Regions from separate parts of the Homo sapiens genome. Here region 2 is linked to region 1. Evidence: chromatin loops called from intact Hi-C (ENCODE). Cell type or tissue: MCF 10A. All regions are shown on one strand. Links, peaks and the distances in the headings refer to the core of each region. The heading gives the core; the rest is flanking DNA.

What was found. A loop is a pair of places that touch in the nucleus more often than their neighbours do. Peaks named below come from ENCODE experiments on the same cell type or tissue, not always from the same donor. Only the 100,000 strongest peaks of a DNase experiment are listed, where the experiment ranks them.
Region 2: it touches region 1 in a loop (5-fold over the local background); 10 of 110 quality-filtered maps call a loop at or near these places.

What each region holds. Positions count from the first base shown.
Region 1 is chr4:107,895,119-107,897,949 of GRCh38, forward strand. It overlaps SGMS2 (sphingomyelin synthase 2), which reads left to right. Exons shown (of 7, transcript NM_001375905.1): 3 at 192-890. The coding sequence starts at 436. All of the region lies in intron 1 of CYP2U1-AS1 (CYP2U1 and SGMS2 antisense RNA 1), which reads right to left. Among named protein-coding and RNA genes, the nearest start is that of CYP2U1, 35 kb to the right of the region's middle. In MCF 10A, for the core only: no CTCF peak of the experiment used is centred there; a DNase peak (open chromatin) is centred at 1,213.
Region 2 is chr4:107,759,625-107,762,455 of GRCh38, forward strand. No RefSeq gene overlaps it. Among named protein-coding and RNA genes, the nearest start is that of PAPSS1, 41 kb to the left of the region's middle. In MCF 10A, for the core only: a CTCF peak has its summit at 1,128 (motif pointing right); a DNase peak (open chromatin) is centred at 1,097.

The sequences.
Region 1 (2,831 bases), core at 175-2,674:
GAATTCCAAGATAAAACTGTTCAGTATTTTGTAAATAAACTTGATCTCAGCAGCTTTAACTAGGTTCTGACGTTACATTTATAAAGCAAATGGCTTTGGTATTTGTTTCCTTAGTTTAAGAATGTTTCTGTTTTGGATGGTTGACAGTTGGACAAGCATAGTTTCTGAACATAATTTTGTTTTGCTTTTAGGTGGGATAGTAACATCTTTTTGAGGGAAGAATTGGCTTCCTTTCTTGAAAGTGGTGAAGGTACAGCATATAGCTGCATGGAAGAAACAGTAATCGGATGGCTACCTTCTACATTTTGTATTAGGAAACAAAGTCCATTGTAAGAGTCCATGTTGATCTTGGAAATAGAAGGATTGAAAAAAGCTAAATTTCCACAAAGAACAAGAACTTGACCATCTCCTTTTTGATCTGAAGACTAGGGGACAATGGATATCATAGAGACAGCAAAACTTGAAGAACATTTGGAAAATCAACCCAGTGATCCTACGAACACTTATGCAAGACCCGCTGAACCTGTTGAAGAAGAAAACAAAAATGGCAATGGTAAACCCAAGAGCTTATCCAGTGGGCTGCGAAAAGGCACCAAAAAGTACCCGGACTATATCCAAATTGCTATGCCCACTGAATCAAGGAACAAATTTCCACTAGAGTGGTGGAAAACGGGCATTGCCTTCATATATGCAGTTTTCAACCTCGTCTTGACAACCGTCATGATCACAGTTGTACATGAGAGGGTCCCTCCCAAGGAGCTTAGCCCTCCACTCCCAGACAAGTTTTTTGATTACATTGATAGGGTGAAATGGGCATTTTCTGTATCAGAAATAAATGGGATTATATTAGTTGGATTATGGATCACCCAGTGGCTGTTTCTGAGATACAAGTAAGTAAATCTAATGTTTTGAGGATTTGTCATGGGTTTGTTTTTGAGTGAATAGATGGGTTATTGAGATTATTTTTCCTTTTTTTCCCCCAATAAATTCAGTCTTACCCAAACATTTGATGAAAGAAAACAGTAGAAAGCTCTACCACATTGAATAAATTCAGTCACTATTCAGTAAGTGTTTGATGAGCAACTGTGTATGAAAGTGGCAGTGTACAGCAGTACTGTGGTGGATGACTCAGAGTTGATGAATTTAAGGTGCAGTTCCTGACTTCCAGCAACTTGGTGCTATGGTATTTGTATGATAAATCAAGAGGCTTGGAAAGGAATAACATTCACTCCCATCATGTTTGTTATTTCAGGCTCTTGACAAGTGGGAAAAGGAATAGGTTGAGAAACTTTTTTCTCCATTACTCATAATGTGATGTCTGTATTGGTCTAGAGTCAATAGCCTGCTTTAAGGTTTGCCTAGATTCAATTCTCAAATTTTACATTTCTGTGGGGCTGGGTGTGTGGATGTGGTTTCGGTTTTTTGTTTGCTTGCTATCTAGTTACAAGTGTTTAAGAGACTGAGTTTAGAACCAGATCCATGCGGTTTTGATTTTTAGATTTCTAAAGTAAACTTGCCCTCTGATTTTCCTTGGACACCACAAAGGAGCTCATGGTTCACTGGGTTCAGCCTCCTCATTTTTGGAATAGTAGGAAATCAAGAAGAAATAAGTCAGGTACTTTTGCTTTGAAGACACTTAAGAATTGGACATAGCCCTGAAGTGGTTATTTCTGCTTCTCTATGTGAATTCTGACTCCTAGTCCATAAAAACGAAGGCTCCTTAATTCCTCCTTTCCTCTCATTCATCATTTAGACATTTGTTTTCCACTGGGATGGTAGTGATTAAATCACTAAAATATGATTTTGATCAAAACACTGACCATAATACAGAGTTTAAAAATGTAATGTATGCTAACTTGGATACAATCTGAACATTCCAAGTCAAATAGGATTTCAGTATTAATGCCACAAGATCATTCTTAGAGAATTTTGGCTGTATTGTTTTTTAGTTGGTAACACTTTTCATTACTTGATCAATTATAGAACTCTCAATGTGGTATATCCACTCAGACCCTAACACTGTTACTGTTTTGTGATTAGAGGAATTCAGTCTATCTTTGTTAAAGAGTTCCCCAAATGCAACTTTGCAGTCTTAAAACCTTATTCCACAAACTGCAGTCATTCCTAAGCATTTTCCTTAATATAACTCTTCATGTGTTTCCTTAATATGCTTAAGTAATAGACTTAGCTATGAGTTGTCTTTTACTTAAAAAAGTAACCTGCTCCTGAAATTGTTAAAGGATGCTTTATGCTAAAAGCAAAAAATGTATTTATGAACTTCAGTGTTTTTCTCTTTAGTGTCTGGAAATTAACACAATGTAAGAGCCTGCTAAGGCGGCAGATAATTTGCTTTCTCCTTTATTTAGAGCAAGGTTTTATTGATATATGTGTGAAAAGAGAAATTGTCCAGAATCTGGTAAGTATGTGGACTCCACCCTGAAGTACAGTCTTTCCCTCAATTTAGCTGTATTTTCATCTAGATCCTTTTTGAATTTTCATTAGATAGTTATTATTAACTGCCTCTACCTACCACCTTAGATTTTCAACATGTCCAAACACACGGTCACATAGCCAGACCATAAATTTTAATGATATCCACTGTTTCAGTCGCAATTCACACAAGTTTGCCTTTTTACATTTGAAGTAGAATTGGATCTTACATTTTAGTAACTAGTAGAATAATTTTTATAACCTGTTTTGAACATCCCAGCTGAATGAGGAATGTTGCTTGCTCTCTCTTTTAAAAGCACCTTTCAAAGCTATGGGAAAAAGTCATTAGCACTAGTTCTTTTTCTAAATAAGGCTGTAGAGTACATCTTTCACCTTCTAAG
Region 2 (2,831 bases), core at 149-2,648, 140 kb before region 1:
AGAATGTTTAAAAAAATAAACAACAGAACTATAAAGATAAGTAGACAAAAAAGGCTACAGAAATATTATTAGAAAAAGAAACAGAAGGATCTTCTAGAAATGTAACTGTTTAATTTTTTAATCAATAAACAGATTAAACAGGTTTTAAAGGTATTTAGAAATAAACTGAGCATCAATAATATTCACAATCATAAATAAACTTAACTCACTATTAAATGGTTGATTGTCCAGTTGTATTTAAAAAATCCAGCTAAATACTGTTTAGAATACGGGGACATAAAACATAAGGACATAGTAAAAAGTTAGTAAAAAGATATACCTGACAGATATTAACCAAAAGAAATCTTGATGGAATATTAGTATTGAAACAAGTTTATGACCAAAAATATAAAAACAAAAACAAATCACCCCAAAACATTATTAAGGAAAACTAAGTTCACCAAGAAGCTTTAATGATTTCAGTTTTGTATGTGCTTGATAAAAGAGCCTTAAAAATATAAAGCAATAATTGATAGAATTACAGGAAGAAATGGACAACTCTACCATATAATGGAAGATTTCAATATTCATTCACTCATCTTATTCAACAACTATTTTTGAGTGTCTGCAGGCTAGGGACTCTTCTACTCACTGGGAAGAAAACATAAAAATCCTTACCTTTTTGAAGCCTAGATTATAATGGAAGGAGAGAGAAAATATATACAAATACTTAAATATAGTATAACCTTATGGAAATATATCCAGGATAACATAAATTCTAAAACTATAAAATGGATGTTTCGCTCCCATCCACCACTCTATCCTACATGTAGAACAGATAGGGAGGAGGAATATTGCTTTTGTTCTGAGGTTGGGGGATGGAATAGGGTACATAATAGATAGGGCAGCCAGGCAGCAAACTAGCACAAAATCCACAGGAGAAGTGGAGTTCGAATCCCGCTTGCTCAGTAATTGCCCCATTCAATATTCCCAAACTGGGCCAACAAAATTTGCACTATCTAGCTAGGAATTTCCTGGAATCATTACTGCTTTCCTGACGTCCAGTCAACTACAGGCCCGGAATCAATCCCGTCAATATTTAGGTTGGAGTGGACAATCACCGCCGGGTGGTGCCAAACTGCTAGGACCAGGATTGATTCGCATAGTGAAGCAATATCTCCAGGACTGTGCACTCTCCTACTCATTTTATTAATTTCCCGCTGAAAAACAAGAAAAATAAATCAAAGATGAAAGGTTGGAAAGGAAGACAAAGGACTTCATTATTTTACAAATGATACAATAGTGTATACAAAAATTCCAAAGACAACCTACTAGAAGCAGTAAGTTTACCATATCATTGCTATGCAAAATTCAGCTGCATTTCTATAAAAATCTAACAAGTACTCAGTAAACATTTCTAGAGCATAACAAGCACAAAGAAAATTTAATGTAAAAAGAGATTCCATTTAAATAGCTCAAAAATAGAATACCTAAAATTAATTTAATGAATAATAATAAAGCCTGTACAGAAACGTTATGAAACGTTATTAAAATACACTCAGATCTAAATAGGCTGTGTTCATGGAAAGGAAAACTCAATTTTTTTCAAAGTCAGTTGTCCTCAAATTGATCAAGAGAGCTAATATAATCACAATCAAAATATCAATAGAAATTTTGTGAAACATGACAATTTCAACATAATTCTGAAATTTATGGAAAAGCAAGAATATCCATGGCATGCCTCAATTAAAAATGGAAACTTGGCCAACAAGATATCGAAACTAATGATGAAGCCATAATAATTCAGATAGTATTTTGGCATAGGGAAAAGCCAAATGACCAACTGAACGAAAGAGAGAACCCAGAAAGACCAAAGAATATATGGAAACTTGATATATAACAGATGGCAATGGTGATCAATGAGAAAAGTTTATACTAAAATTAAACAGATAAATTTCTATTTATAATAAATAAATAGGGAAAAAATCTTTCTACCTTAGAGTAAAATCTTATGTAGATGGAAAGATGAAGGTAGAAAATCACCATTTGGCAATCATCATAGTAATAACTGATTCAGACAAAATTGCCAACCAATGCCAAAACTAGTGGGTTGCAATTTGGTAAACAACAGAGTAGTTACATCCTCTCAAACTACTTCTACTTAAATTACTTTATTACAAAGAAGAAAAAACAGTACTATTAGAGTGAATAAACCTTGAAGACATCACCTTAACCAAGTAATCAAAGTTGACAATATCAAAATTGGGAAAAACTGATATTTTATTATTTCTGTTGTGTTGCATGGGAAAGAACACAACCTCATCTATATAGTATTCCTGATAAAAAATGGATAACCTAAATGCAATCATAACGAAACATCCCATGAAGAAAACCTACATTCAAGGACATCCTACAAAATAATTGGTCTGAACCGTTAAAAAATGTCAAGGTCAAGAAATATAAAGATAGACTTAGGAACTGTTCCAGATTAAGGGAAACAAAAGGGACATGACAACTAAATGTAATACGGGATCCTGGATTGGATCCTGTACCGGGGGAGGAGGAGATGGAAGGGTAGAACAGGGTGGCTATAAAGGATATTTTTATTAGGACTATTTTATTAGGACAACTGAAGAAATTTTAAAATAAATTATAGACTAGGTAAAGTATTACATTAGTGTTAAATTTTCTAATTTTGATAATTGAATATTCTCATTCTTAGAAAACATATGCTCAAGTATTTAGGCAATGAGATGTCATCTGCAACTTATTCTCAAATGGTTCAAACAACAAAACATGCATAAAAAGAGATAACAAGAAAGCAAATTTGGCAAGTGATAATAATTGAATCT